Regions from separate parts of the Homo sapiens genome. Here region 2 is linked to region 1. Evidence: chromatin loops called from intact Hi-C (ENCODE). Cell type or tissue: chondrocyte. All regions are shown on one strand.

The links. Hi-C counts contacts between places; a loop is a spot of excess contacts. Peaks named below come from ENCODE experiments on the same cell type or tissue, not always from the same donor. Only the 100,000 strongest peaks of a DNase experiment are listed, where the experiment ranks them.
Region 2: a loop joins it to region 1, with 2.2 times the contacts of the local background. A loop is called at or near these places in 3 of 110 quality-filtered maps.

What each region holds. Positions count from the first base shown.
Region 1 is chr12:65,736,983-65,744,982 of GRCh38, reverse strand. No RefSeq gene overlaps it. Among named protein-coding and RNA genes, the nearest start is that of HMGA2, 84 kb to the left of the region's middle. RefSeq lists enhancers at 2,470-2,970, 2,971-3,471, 6,067-6,567 and a silencer at 3,421-3,470. In chondrocyte, no CTCF peak of the experiment used is centred here; DNase peaks (open chromatin) are centred at 2,394, 2,677, 2,999, 3,492 and 2 weaker places.
Region 2 is chr12:65,310,213-65,318,212 of GRCh38, reverse strand. All of the region lies in intron 2 of MSRB3 (methionine sulfoxide reductase B3), which reads right to left. Among named protein-coding and RNA genes, the nearest start is that of MSRB3, 36 kb to the right of the region's middle. In chondrocyte, CTCF peaks have their summits at 4,079 and 4,318 (motif pointing left); no DNase peak of the experiment used is centred here.

The DNA.
Region 1 (8,000 bases):
CAATCCCTTAGCTAGACATAAAGATTCTCCAAGTCCCCACCAGAGTAGCTGGATACAGTGTCGATTGGTGCATTCACAAACCCTGAGCTAGACACAGGGTTCTGATTGGTGTGTTTACAAACCTTGAACTAGATACAAAGTGCTGATTGGTGTATTCACAATCCCTTAGCTAGACATAAAGGTTCTCCAAGTCCCCACCAGACTCAGGAGCCCAGCTGGCTTCACCCAGTGGATCCCGCACAGGGCCACAAGTGGAGCTGCCTGCCAATCCCGCACGGTGCGCCCACACTCCTCAGCCTTTGGGTGGTCGATGGGACTGGGCGCCGTAGGGCTGGGGGCGGCACTCGCTGGGGAGGCTCGGGCTGCACAGGAGCCCATGGAGGTGGGGGAGGCTCAGGCATGGCGGGCTGCAGGTCCTGAGTCCTGCCCCGCAGGAAGGCAGCTAAGGCCCGGCGAGAAATTGAGCACAGCAGCTGCTGGCCCAGGTGCTAAGCCCCTCACTACCCGGGGCCTGCGGGGCCAGCCAGCTGCTCCTAGTGCGGGGCCCGTGAGCCCACGCCCACCCGGAACTCGTGCTGGCCCGCAAGCACCGTGCACAGCCCCGGTTGCCCCCTGCGCCTCTCCCTCCACACCTCCCCGCAAGCTGAGGGAGCCGGCTCCGGCCTTGGCCAGCCCAGAAAGGGGCTCCCACAGTGCAGCGGCGGGCTGAAGGGCTCCTCAAGTGCAGCCAAAGTGGGAGCCCAGGCAGAGGAGGCGCCGAGAGCGAGCGAGGGCTGTGTGGACTGCCAGCATGCTGTCACCTCTCAATGCCAAGTATTGCTGGGGATGAGGGGAAAGCAGGTGGCTGACATACTGCTAAGAGAATAAACTGTTACAACCACTTGGAAGAATAGTTTGGTGATTGATATCTAGTAAAGATGAAAGTATGTAACCCTACAACCCAGCAATTTCATTTCTAGGGACAAAAGTAAGAGAAAACACTTTCATCTGCAAACAAGGGGACCACCACCACAAAGATGTCACTACATTATTTTTAGTAGAAAAAAAAAAAAAAGGCCTACTAAATGTCCCTATGGGAGAATGAATAAATACATTCTGGTATATTCATTCAATGGTATATCCCTACACGTCTCAAAATGGATGTGTCTCAAAAATGTATTGTTGGATGAAAACATTTGTCTACATTGTAGATGATCTACAGAAGGATATTAATGCTCATTGATGTCCCGCCACGGGTTACTCTGGAGGCACTTTACTGAATCCTCCATACTGCCACCAATTTTTCTAAACAGTTAATATGGTTATGCTAACTCCTTCCTTTCCTTTAAATGGGATAAAAGCTGGCTAACAGATAAAAATCTTAAGTTGCCAATTTCTAGATTTGAACAATCTGTGTCCAGTCTAGCCTTGTGTTCATAGCTCAAGACACGACAGAAAAAGTAATAAGGACAATTTAAAGTTAGAGACTTACATTAAGAGAAGCTAGCATTGTTAGCCAGGAAAACACTATGAACTTGAGATGATGTTTAATATTGGTTTTAGGGCTTCTGTGTTCTCAGATATGCAGATCTGTCTGGTTTAGCTTTGAGATTTAAATCTAACCTCTTTCTTTCAAAGGATCTGAAATGATTCTGGGATTCCTTCTTGCATCCTCCGTTTCTTTTTCTCCTTCTGTTTTCCTTCCTTCTTGGAAAGCTTTACATAACATTTTTAAGTATGATAAAGTGTTTGGAAAGCTCCATGCAAAAAGCTGGTTCATTTGAATTCAACATAATTGATTGCACAGCTACAATTTATTTGCCATGCCCTATGCTAGAATCTGCGGCCTGCGAACTAACACACCCCTATGCTCAAAAAATTCATAGTCTAGTTGAATATAGATAAATATCATTCAGTGACTATGCCCCACATCAGTGCCAAAATAGAATACTTAAACCTTCTTTAACTCTTCTAAGCAAAAGAACCTTCATAAAGTTAAGGATTATAAATAGCTGTAAAGGAATCACTCGGTTACGGCGACCACCCAGGTGGTGCCAGAAGTTGGAAGTAGCCCTCCTCCCTCAGCCCGCCATCAGTGCAGCTCAGAACGAATTGGCTTTGCAGGAACGCTGAGAGAAAAGGAAAAGCCGGCCAAATCTTCCAGGCAGAAGTAGTTCTGATCCGAGGATTAGAGCCTGTCAATTAGGGGTGTCCGAATGGGAAGGAGGAAAGGAGGCGAAGGAAATATGGCTTAAGCTCCAGGGGAGACTCATTTTCTTTAGGAGAGAGGGTCAGGCACCAGGACTAGCGCGTTCCCATTCTCCTCCGAAAGGAGTCCATCCTTATCCGGATTTCCCTTGCCATGAAAATGAGGCCCCCCTCCCGCCGGCGCGTGCTCGCTGGGCTGGTAGAAGCTCCCGGGTGGCCCGCGCGTGGCCCGGCCGCGGCGGGGGTGGCCCCGCGGTCAGCTCTGGAGTCCGCCGCCGCCGCACTAAGGACGGAGCCGGCCCCAGACGCGCCCTGGCCCGGCCTCCCCCCGCCGGGGAGCGCCCCCGGCCCACATCCAGGCTGCGTCGGGGTTTGGCAGGCCCGGCCGGAGGAGGCGCCTTTGAAGTCTCGGCTGGCCGACCGGGAGGGAGATGGATGACCGGGCAGGGGCAGGGACGCTGGGGCCCCGCCTGGTTCCCACGATCAGGCCAGCGCAAGGGGCCACCGTGCGGCGCGGGCGGGCTCCGGGGCAGAAGGGGACGAGCGTGCGCCGGCGCGACCGAGGGAGAACTGGCGGCCGCTCAACACGAAACTGGAGTGGGTGTGAGACAGGAGATGGTGGGAGTCAGAGAACAGTGTGTGTGCGACAGGGGGTGTGACAGAAGACGCAGTGTGAGTGTGAGGGGGCCGGGATGCGTGCGTGCGCCCTGCGTTAAGTGCGCGGGGGTAAAGAAGACACGGGCTGCGCGTGGGGTGGGGGTGTTGGCGGGGCGCGCGCCACAGCGACGTGGAGAGGTCTAAGCCCGGGCCGTCTGCGTGGGGTGCTGGGGTCTCTAACCCCGAGCGTGGGCGAGGGGTGGGGGCTGCTCGCCGGAACCAGCCGGGAGCACCTAACGCCCAGTCCCGCGCAGCGCCCGTCCCGGCAGCTCCGGCGGGTCTGTGGAAGGAGACTCGCGGCGGGAAGGAGATACAACTTAACTTTAGAGCGCGGCGAGAGCTATTAACTTGTCACGGGCATCCGCTCATTCTTTATTTAAAAAAAAGTCACGAGCCCAGAAACCCCCCCAAAGGAGGGAGCGCGCGGGGAGCTGCAGCCACCCCCACAGCGCTAGGGAGATTGGGGTGTGCGCCCCCGCCGCCCGGCCCCGCCCCGCCCCTGCCCTCCCCTCCCCTCCTCTCCTCTCCACTCCTCTCCCCTCCCCTCCCCTCCTCTCCTCTCCTCTCCTCTCTCCGCAGTTCCCCGCACCGCCTGGCCACGCCCCGCCGCCCGGCCACGCCCCCCCAGACTGCATGGCGTCGGCCCGTGAGCCAATGGGAAGCTCCCGGGCTCCGGCCGCCGCGGCAGGTCGCGGCAGGAAGCGGTGGGCTAGCGGTGGCCCCCAGCAAGATCGATCACCTTTCCCCCTCCGCAGCTGGGCCAGAGACCCCGAGGGGAACCGGGCCATGTTCTTCTCGCCCTGCCCTGGGCTTGGAGAAGGCTAAGGCCGGTGGTCCCGGACACCCAGGAGGTTTGCTTCTTAGCCTCTTCTCCAGACTTGCAGACACGGATAATAACTCGCCCGGTTTGAGGCCCAGAGAGAGGCTCATTAACTAGAGATTATACAATAAAGGCTCTCCTGGAGAGGAAGGTCGCCTTCCCCCTTCACCCCAAATTATTTCCGATGGGGTCATTGCATACATCTACAGGCCACATCTGTTCAAAAGGACCTATTAAAATATTTGTTGACCTAGAAGTGAGAGAAGGGAGAGGACTGGGAATGTTGGGGCTCCGGGCGCGGGCGGTGGGGCAGCCGGATGTGGTGAGCGCTGGCGCTTAAAATGCGCCCAGTGGGAGGATATGAAGGGGATGTTAAAAGTCACGCAGGTCGCCTCCTCCCCCATATTGTGTTTGAATGTTCTCCATGTTCAAGGTGGAACCTCAGGCTGCAAGGTGTTTGCTACTCTTAAACTGAGTGGTGAAGAGCCAAGATTTGAAATGGAGGAGATATTTCACAGAACGATTTTGAACTGCAGAAAGAAAAAGGTGGAGCCAGTGGTGGAAGTACAGAAAACAGATGATAAAGGATAGTTGCAAAAATGTCATCAGCATTCTTCAAACCCAACAGGCATTTCTAGAGACCTCTGCTCTCTCTTCTCTGAGTCAAAACTCAAATCTGGGCCCTTAGAGAGCTGCAAGTAAAGGTGCTTGGTTTGTGCTATGGTGAAGCCCCACAGGCTGCAAGGTTTGCTGCCTTGTTGGTGGAGGGCAGGCCCCCTCTTTTAGGTCTTTTTTTCTTTTAATTTCAAATTTGAGCTGGAAGACGGTTTATATATCCTCTTTCTTCTCACTCACCTACATCTACGTTCTGAAAATGGGAACATCGGCTACACAACAGAAGCTGCCTTGCTCCTCTTGATGAGGCGCAGTGTTTACTTGTCACTATTTTATTTTATTGGCAACTTAAAACCTCTGCCCTTGAAGGCAGTTGCTCATCCTGGAGTTTCTTTCAGAACATCTTTTTCTTTCTTTCTTTTTTTTTTTTTTTGAGACGCAGTCTCGCTGTGTCACCCAGGCCGGAGTGCAGTGGTGCGATCTCGGCTCACTGCAAGCTCCGCCTCCCAGGTTCACGCCATTCTCCTGCCTCAGCCTTCCAAGTAGCTGGGACTACAGGCGCCCACCACCACGCCCGGCTAGTTTTTTGTTTTGTTTTGTTTTGTTTTTTGTATTTTTAGTAGAGACGGGGTTTCACTGTGTTAGCCAGGATGGTCTCGATCTCCTGACCTCGTGATCCGCCCGCCTTGGCCTCCCAAAGTGCTGGGATTACAGGCGTGAGTCACCGTGCCCGGCCAAGAACATCTTTATTTAATGAAAAATGGTTGACTTGCAGCAAGTATATCTTAACAAAATTGTAATTATAAATGCATTGTATTGTAGCAAACTGATATTAAAACCAAAAAGGAACCATGTAAACAATGTTTATGACATCATAATTCTTGACTACTTGAAATTAAACTACCTACTCATTTTTAAAAATCGGTCAAAAGCTTTCCACTTTCTTTGTTTTTTGAGATTTTCTTTTTGCATTTGGTAAATTTAGAGACAGACAAAAGGGGGAAGGGGTGTTGTATCTTACTCAACAAATAATTGGGTTAATAACAAACATTCCTATAGCCTGTATGAGGCATGAGACTCTCAGTAAAAATATATCAGTGCAAAGCAGAAGTAAGTTGAAAGGTTATACAGAGAAATTCTACCATGGTGTCAAAATATATACCATAGATATATATATAACAAAATATATACCCTAACAAACTATCTCAAAAATCTATATTGTTAAACTGTTAGTAAACAAACAAACACACCAAACAATGTGGTTGACATCCTCTTTTTTCTCAGCATTAGTGCTGAAATTTACCAGGGCTTTCTCTTCTTTCTCTTTCATCTATCCCAAGGTGATCTTAAACATTCTTACGGATTTTATTTACATGTTGATGGTTCCAAAACTTTTACCCCCAGGGCAGATATCTCCCCTGAGCTCAATCCCACTCTCTTCGAAGGCTCCCCAAGCATTTCAAACCTGACAGGTCCAAAATTGAACTCCTGATTTCACATCTCCAAAATATATCTCTCCCGGTCTTTTCAATAAAAAGAAATAATCCGGCTGGGCGCGGTGGCTCACGCCTGTAATCCTAGCACTTTGGGAGGCTGAGGCGGGCAGATCACCTGAGCTCAGGAGTTCGAGACCAGCCTGGGCAAAACGGTGAAACCCCGTCACTAGTAAAATCAAAAAAAAAAAAAAAAAAAAAAAAAAAAAATTAGCTGGGCGTGGCGGTGTGCGCCTGTAGTCCCAGCTACTCAAGAGGCTGAGAGGCAGGAGAATTGCTTGAACCCGGGAGGCAGAGGTTGCAGTGAGGCAAGATCGCGCCACTGCACTCCAGCCTGGGCGACAGAGCGAGACTCTGTCTCTTAAAAAAAAGAAAGAGGGAGGCCGAGGCGGGCGGATCACGAGGTCAGGAGATCGAGACCATACTGACTAACGAGGTGAAACCCTGTCTCTACTAAAAATACAAAAACTTAGCCGGGCGTGGTGGCGGGCGCCTGTAGTCCCAGATACTCAGGAGGCTGAGGCAGGAGAATGGGGTGAACCTGGGGGGCGGAGCTTGCAGTGAGCCGAGATCGCGCCACTGCACTCAAGCCTGGGCAACAGAGCAAGAGATTGAGAGAGAGCGAGAGAGAGCGAGAGCGAGAGAGAGAGAGCGAGAGAGAGAGAGAGAGAGAGAGAGAGAGAGAGAGAGAGAATCCTACCAAACACCCAACTGATCAAGGCAGAAACCTCGGAGTCACTTTTTTTTATTATGTGTTCATTACTCTCCACACCTAATCCATCACCAAATTCTATTTATTCTACATCCAAAGCCTATCTAGGAACGTTCTAGTTCTATTTTCGCTGTCCTCCTGTACGCCAAGCCCTATCTCTCACCAGGATGGCTGCAATAGCCTTGTTTACTGGTTTTCTTAGCTTCTATTGCCTCCTTCTAATCTCTCCTTCCCACACCCCCCAACATCTCTCCATCCATCACCACCCCTCCACCCCACAAGCGGATTTTAACATTTTTATTATTTTAATTTAATTTTTTTTTTGATGGAGTATTGCTGTCGCCCAGGCTGGAGTGCAGTGGCATGATCTCTGCTCACTGCATCCTTCACCTCCTGGATTCAAGTGATTCTCGTGCCTCAGCCTTCCAAGTAGCTGGAATTACAGACGACACACCTGGCTAATTTTTTTGTATTTTTAGTAGAGACAGGGTTTCATCATGTTGACCAGGCCAGCCCCAAACTCCTGACTTCAAGTGATCCGCCGACCCCGGGGGTCTTCCCAAAGTGCTGGGATTACAAGCATGAGCCACTGTGCCCGGCCTTATTTTTTAAAACCACAAATTGGATTGTGTCACTGCCATTCTTTACGATTTTCAAACTTTTTTGTGCCATGGCCTGCTAGACCTGCATGATCCAGTCTCTGCGTACTTCTCCACAGTCACCCTGGGCCCCTCCCCCTTAGCTCAGCATGACTTCTTTGGCTTTCTCTTCCCCACACTCTGCATGGATGGCTTCATCTTATCTTTTAGGTTTCAGCTTAAATGTGACCTCAGAAAGGCCTTCTTTAAGACATTCTATACTCTTTTAGCACTGTTTGTTTTTTTTGTTGTTGTTGTTTGTTTTTTTTTTTGAGACAGAGTCTCACTCTGTCTCCAGGCTTGAGTGCAGTGGTGGGATCTTGGCTCACTGCAACCTCCGCCTCCTGGGTTCAAGAGATTCTCCTGCCTCAGCCTCCTGAGTAGCTGACTACAGGTGCGTGCCACCACACCCGGCTAATTTTTTTGTATTTTTAGTAGAGACAGTGTTTCACCACGTTAGCCAGGATGGTCTCGATCTCCTGATGTCATGATCTGCCCTCCTCAGCCTCCCAAAGTGCTGGGATTACAGATGTGAGCCCCCGCACCTGGCCCATTTTGTTGTTTACTTGTTTTTTGTCTGTCTCGTCCACCTGACTGTAAGCTTCATGTGGGCAGGGGCTGTGTCTGTTTTATACTACCCAGGGTCTAGCATAACATATTTGGCTTTCAGTAAATATTAGTTGAATGAATGAATGAGTGAATAACCCAACACTGAAAATGAGTATCTCAATAAAGTGCTAACAACCTGTATATCTGGGCCGCATCTCCTTTCTGAACTCCATATCTGTATATCCAAACTTCAACAAAGCATCTCCACCAGAATTTCGATCAGCACACCAGACTGAACAGGTCCCAAACTGACTGCATGGTGTGCTGGT
Region 2 (8,000 bases), 430 kb after region 1:
AATATAAATTAATTAAGCAAAAGGCATAGAAAACAAGTCTTCAGTTGCCACTCAACAAACAGCTAAATCTGAATCTATATATTCCAGAAAAATCTGAGGAGTTCTGGAGAAAAAAAAAATCCACTTTACTTTTTCACTCAAATTTATCAAGAAAAGCCATGTCTTGCCCTGACACGGGAAGACATTATTCAATGTCTTCTTGAGAGACAGTGCTCACACATATTTTAGTCATCTTTGCATCCTCAGCACCTAGTAATGTGGCTGAGAAAAAGGAAGGACTAAACGGGTATATGTTGTATTTAAATACTTACTCAATTCTCCACTTTAATTATTGCTATTTAAATCTTCTTTCTAAAAGATGTTTTCTAAATAATGATCTTGGCTATGTTTCTTAGAAATTAGTTTAAAAACAGCAACAATAACATTTGCTTAATAAATCAGTGAAATTTTAAACATAAATAATGATAGAGTAAAAACATTAATTCAGTAATTCAGATTGCTACTCTGAATCCTATGTTACCTCTCTAGGGTTTCACATTCAACTCTTTTATTATAACTAATATTTGATTAATTCTCTGGATTTAAGACTATAAGATTACCTGATCCAGCATTCCTCAAAATGCATTCTCTAAAACACTGGCTCTGAAAAAAATGCTAACATGTTATTCCTCTTGCAGAGTGAGAAGGGAAAGGTTCCACTGTCAAATCAGATTAGGCAAATCTAGGTGACATGGGTTTCTTGAAGACCTTCTCAGAGATTTTCTTATGCTGATGTGCACTATTAAATATGTGGTCATTTGATACCCCATTATTTTATGCTCCACTAAAAAGGCGGGGAGAAAGTGGCCAAACTATAATACATTCTTGTCACAATGATTTTTAAGCTGCATCCAGATTACCAAGATGGTAAAATGGTAAAAGCAGTGCATCTTAGAATTTATGCAATAGGGTAGTATGTAGGGTTTCTCAATTTCATGATGAGATCCATTTTACAAGGGAAAGTTAGTAGAATTAGTGTCCCTCAGATTATAATTTGGGAAATGATGAATTTCTAGTCCAAAGCCCTCAAAAGGAAATCAGGGCCCAAAAAAGTTACTACTCATGGTTGCATACCTGGTTAATGACAGCCAGGTTCTCTTGTCTGCAGCCTTCCTCCTTTAGTTTATTTGTCCATTCTGTTTCTCTCTTGAACCCATGCTTGGTTGCACTCTACCATACCTATCTATTGCTAACCCATGTGCCCACAATCCACCCCTACCCCCATCTTCTCATCCTCCACTCCTACCACCTCCCACTAATTACATCTACACATTCCTTCAATATCCTTCAGAAGAACTGTCATTGCTTGAAATCCTATTCCGAGAATCCAGTCTGACATTCTGGGAGGAAAGAAGCACAATGCTTCTCACTTCTTCTACTCCCTGCCTCAATGGTAAAACAAAAGAGAAAGTGTTCATATAGAATCGTCAAACCTTCAAGTATATAACTCCTTTCATCCTATAGATAATAAAATTTGAACCTGAGGTGGCCATCTTTCTCACCAGAATGTAGATCCCTTAAGAGCAGAGATCACATTACTTGTAATGTGACATTATTTTGATATATAAGATGATGTTACTTATTCACAAGCATTCATTCATCCAACAAATATTTATTGAACACCTATTATGTGATAGACACAACTGTAGTTGCTGAATTGTAACAGTGAACTAAACAGACAAAAATTTCTACCTTTCTGGAGCTTGCTTTGCAGGAACCAAGGACTTTCCATAACTGAAACAGATTTTGCCTGATCAAACCCATGACATTTCCCAGACTTTTTGGCGTCCTCCCTTCCACCCCCATCTTTTTTTCCCCAATTTCTTCTCCCTTACAACAAGGCACTTAAATTGCACAGAACAAACTTTTGGAAAATGTCAGCTAATATGTAATATAATATAATATAATACAATAACCCTCACCTGAAGGTCATATCTTTTATAAAAGATTTGACAAGAATGTTACAAAATTCTCAGTTTACAGATGCAGAATAGGAATAAAAGGTACAAAACAAAGATTCCTGGGGCCAGAAAGCAAGTTGGTGGTAGAAACAAACTAGTAAATACAGATCAGTGTCTAATCTCTTTCTTCATCAATACCAATAATATGATGAGAAGCTCTGAAATTTGCTGTGAGATTATCTAAAATTTGCAGAAGGAAGATTAAAACATTAATCAAGTGGAATATAATATAAACAGTTTTATCTTTCTGCGCTAACATGTATTTCTGCAACAAAACAAAATCCTACAAAGCTATAGTTACAGGATTCTGAATTTTCTTTGCTTGCCTCAAATTCAAATACTCTAGTGATAAAAATTAACATTCCATTCCTTCCTTGCAACTATGTGGCTCAATATAATAAATACATCTAGTACTGAAAGAAATGCTTATCATAAAAGTTAATACATAAATTTAAACTCTATAAAAGTATATCTCTTATTAACCATCTAAATAACTGATATCTTTTGTCATTTCATGGGTTTTTTTTTTTTTTTTTTTTGAGATGGAGACAGAGTCTCACCCTGTAGCCCAGGCTGGAGTGCAATCATACGATCCCGGCTCACTGCAACCTCTGCCTCCTGGGCTTAAGCGATTCTCCTGCTTCAGCCTCCTGGGTAGCTGGGATTACAGGCGCACCACCAGGCCCGGCTAATTATTGTATTTTTAGTAGAGACAGGGTTTCACTATGTTGGCCAGGCTGGTCTCAAACTCCTGGCCTCAAGTGATCTGCCCACCTCGGCCTCTCAAAGTGCCTGGATTACAGGTACGACCACCGCGCCAGGCCTCATGGTGTATTTTTTATAACACGCATTTTTAAATTACTAATACAAGCGTAAATATACTAAATGTTTTAAAAAATAAAAATATATAGGAAATTGAAATAAATGAAATAAGGATTTAAAATTTTCAAGTAAATCGTTGATTTCAAATGCAAAGGCACAAAAGGTAATTTCAGATAATTTATCGTTGCATCTTAATACAATCTATTTTAAAGAATGTTAAATTACAGTATACCTAGCAGAAGCAGTTATGAGAAATTCAATCTCTAAATAAAATGTTTAGGATGAAATTGTAAACTAGGAAAGGATGATAGTAAAAATTCATCAAATATCTACCCACAATATTACTGAATCTGTGAGCTGTCATTCATGGCTCATTCCTTCATTAAACTTGTGTTTGTTGAGAGCAAGAGTTAGCTCATTTTAATAAATCCTTCTACAATCTGTCACATAACATTATTGTGAATATGTTTAGATAAATAAGCATCTAATTGCCTATATGATTCCTCCAAAGTGCATATTGTCTAGATATTCTAACCCTGTAGAATTATCATTTGTTTTCAGAATTTATGTTTTACACACTGTACAGTCATTGTTAACTAATGAATTTCTCAAACAAAACTAAGATTTAATTGTTTTTTTCATGCCTATTTAAACTCTCTTGTTACTAGGTGTTATGTATTTTATAATTCTTAAGGTATATAAAGAATTTATTCCATATTTACCAGAAAATCAAGAGAATCCACACTTAACAAACCATATGCCCAACATCTTATTCATACAGTCTTATTGTTGTATAACAATTTAGCCTTAACTAATATCCATTGTCACAGATAATTAAAAGTTCATCTGGTAATTAGATGCTGCACAGCAACTTTTCAACATTAACTAAAACTTTATTATATTATAGGGCTACTAAAACAGTTTGTTTTAGAAAAATATAGCTGCATCAGAGTACTCATTTAATCAACATTTTAAATATAATTTTTCTTAGTTTTCTAAAATATTTTCATTCATGCAAAAATCGATTCATGCTTAACAGTCAACATGCTAAACTAATAACATTTTCAAGATTCTATAAAAATTCAAAACACAGCAAAACAAAATGTGAAATTTTCTTTAATTCTTGGGTGGTCTGCTGAAGAAAATTTAGCTGCATATAAAACTATAAATGACTGTTAAATCAGCTATTTGGATACAAGATAATTTATGAAAACTTGTTTCAGTTTATAGAAAGTCTACACATGAAAGACAATTTCAATGAGATGGCCAAGCATAAGGGAGTCAGAATCTTATTGAAAATGGAAAAAGGTTTTGTGCTCTACAAATATTGTTTGAACATAATATAAGCAGAAAAATTTGTGGATTATAAATCCATATGTTCTTAACTGGCTATTCCTTATATACTTTTGTTTAAGTTTTCACAATGCACCTATGTGCTAATATCAATAATCATTCATGCTATGAAAGAATGTAAACCTAGTGCCATCTACTGGAAAAAGTGGATACCATTTAATCAACTAATTGCAAATTATTTTGTGAATTACGGGTTGAAATTTGTATGTCCTTTTTTCTATTTCTTTAAAAAAAATCCTCTCCTCGGCATTTTAATATAATCAAAGAAATTAGGTAAGATAAAGTTAGGTCAGATGTTGGGTAAGAATGGTGAAACTGGAGAACTGAGGGCATTAATCTGAACACAAGGGAGAGAATTCCTTTAGGGACACCAATACAGAAATCAGAAACACGGTGTTCTGATCCGAGTTTTAGATTGGGTTCATGTGCATCTTTTAGAACAGAGGTCCTGAATATGTGGTCAAAGAACCCCCTTTGAAGAGTTTCAGAAGACTTAACAAAAAATTTCTTGAAATTATATGAAAACATGTGTAGATGCATATATGTCTTTTCTGGAAAAGAAGGTCATAACTTTTATCAAAGCACTATGTAGGTTGTCCATATTTTTCATGACCCAAAAAAGATTCTGAAGAACTAATATAGAAAGTCAATGCATTCAGTAAGTGAACAGCACACTGACGATTCTGATTATCTTTTAAGTACATCAGTTCTATTAATGAACTATTGCCAGCTCAAATTGAATAAGTACTTGTTACTGATGGATGTGGCTTTAATGTGTATCTGTAGTATTTCCTCTTTACAAATGGAGACTTTAAAGCACAACAAACAATAATTTGCTGCAAAGAAGTGATCAAAAGGGCCAGAGTTCTTAAGTCTTATGCTAAGTATACTACGTACTTATTCACCGCCTCAAACAGTTTACTACCAAAACTCAAAACTGTTTGCAAGAAAAGGTAAAAGCAATTCTGGATAACATGCATTGAATCTGTTGCCACTTTTGTTTTTTGTTTAGCTACAATGTGATTTATACCTATGACATCCCCTGTATTGTATTAATGCAATAAAGTGAGAAAAAATTGTCAGACAATAAATTCAAAAGTAAACCAAACTATGAACTTCACTTTTAATCTTCCCATATAAAGGAGTTTCAAATAAATTTGTACTCTCTTACAGCTATGACTTCACCTACACATAAACATTCCAAATGTTTACTGATTCATTTAACATATATTTATTAAGTGCCAGGCACTGTGTTAAGCTCTGGAGCCATAAGCCGCTGATTCATGGAGTTCTAGTTATACAGATGATAATCAATGACTTTCTAACACCATTTGCAAAATATCTCTAAGACTTCTAATTGCTACATTAGAAAACTATGATATATTTATAAGCTACAGCCATGTGACTCTTCAATTCATGGAAACTATTAAATATGCCAATAATGTCAAATAAGAATCACAACCACAAATTATATGTATGAGGGTAGAAAAAAAGTATAATTTATCACTCTAATTAGTACTATTTAGACAAATTTTATTTATTTCACCCTCACTTGGCTGAAAGCTATCATGATATCTAGTCTAAGCTACAATTACACTTAATTTTTATCTAGCATTAAAACTATGTATAAAATTGGGCTTCCTGATTCCTCCTCAGATAATGCTTCAGTCTTGATTAAGAGGCAAGGAATTCTAATGTTCAAACATGGAAACTGTGTCCTCCCACCACAACTCAGCAGACTTCTCTGTATAAGTTCCCAGCATTAGTTAGTACTGAGTTTTAAGATCTGATTAACCTAAAGTCAAAAGTAAAAACAAGTGACAGTTAATAAAATCACAGAATTTAAGAACTAAATATACTATCTAATTTTAATTCCTCATAAAGATGAAGAGACTGTGATCAGGAGAAGTTTATTGATTTGTTCAAGGTCACGCAAGTTAAGGACAGAGCTTTGGTTAGAGTTTTCTAACTCCTAATCCAGTGTTCTTTTAATACATTAAGGAAACTGTTGTAAGAAATTAAGAAGAAATTCTGCGAGAGAAAAATTACCTTTAATTGCAAACATGAGTGAACCATAACTCAGATGCACTTAAAAAGCTCCAAATTAAAATTATACTTTATTAAAAAAATAAGACGTAAAAAAAGTCAAAGCTGAAAAATAATAGATCACTCTTCTGGGATATAGCCTTCATGCAGGTCAATCCAGTTATAATCAACTTTAAGAGCTTGCTCCAATTATATTTTAGTTCTGGAATTATTTCATATTGAATAATACTCAAAATTAGTAGGGTACTGGTTAGGGAACAGACATCTTTTTGATTTACAGAGATTTCTGTTGTAATGGGTTTTGACCAGCAACATTATATTAAAGCAAGACTTCAAACTTTCACCTTCACTTCCTGTATTTCCAATTTTGGCCTCTTCTCTTCCCTACCTGTACAAACTAATAGGGACTAGAATTCCCATTTCAATTTCATCTTTATTTTTCAAAATTTAAGCAGTCTGTTTCATTACTGTTGAAGTTAATTTCTTCAACATTTCTATATATCTAAGAGCAAAATCCTGTTAGAGAAATTGATGATGATACAGATTTTGCTAAATCCAAGTTATAAAATATGTAGACACCCAAAGACTGACTTTCATAACACTTTAAAAACTAGTGGTGCTTGAATGGTCGAGAAATTATGGAATACTATTCTAGTCAACTCATTTTTCAAATTAAAATGGGTTTACAAGCCCTAGATAAGAAAGATGAGAGTTTCTTTGGGCTTTTACCAGTACTGGGTAGTAAGAATAAAAGAAATCTCTTGTATATTTATAGGACTTGAATTCTGGTTCAGCAGGGTGCATAAGTAAAATAAAGAGATCAGAACAACAGGTCAAGATGGTTATTCCTCAAACATAAAGTGTATTTGTGAGTCCCATGAAAGTAAAAAATAGTTAAATGAAACATAGGACATGTTTAAAAGTTTGAAAAGTCTGTTGTATTGGAAAAACATAAATCTATATTAATACAGATACATGAATTTCCATATTGAACATAGTGAAGACATATATGGTGTTTACTAAATGCCAGCCACAGGTTTAAGCACTTTTCACATCCCAATCTATTTAATTCTCACAGCAACCCTTTCAGGTTGGTACTATTATTATCTCCATGTTACAAACAAGGAAGCTAAGGCACACAGCTAGTCAGTGGCAAAGTCAGATTTTAAACTCAGTCTGACCTCATACAGAATTTGTGTGCTTAAGCACTGTACCATAATGGTTAATTTTTTAAAAACTATCAGCTTTGCTGAATTTATCTTTGAATCATTTTATCAAAATTTAAAGATATTTATATTTCAGTTAAACAATCTCATTATGAAACCCTTTAATCCATGACTGTCATATCTTGAAGAATACACTGTTAATTAATGTGGTTTCTATAAACATTTAGCCTCCCCTGTATTTGGCAAACCAATGTTACAAGAACTATGCTGGGTACTTTTACACATTGGAGCTTTTTCCAGAGGAAAACATCATTATGTATAATCTAAATAACCTCCATAGTCCACCTGTGATATGTACGGTATAGCATTGAAAAGGTTCTGCAAAGCACAAGAACTAGTGGTTGAGGTTCTCCCTCAAGGTCGTATACAATTCAACAGACAAACCTTGTCAGTTCTACAGTCTGAATCTCTCCCAATTACAATCTTTCTTTTCAACTCCACTGTAATGGCCACAGTCAAGTCTTCAGCACTTCACATGTCATTCCAGCCTCACACTCCTCCAGTACTCTTTATGGTGGCAGTGCAGGGGGATGTGGGGCTAGGGGGCATACTG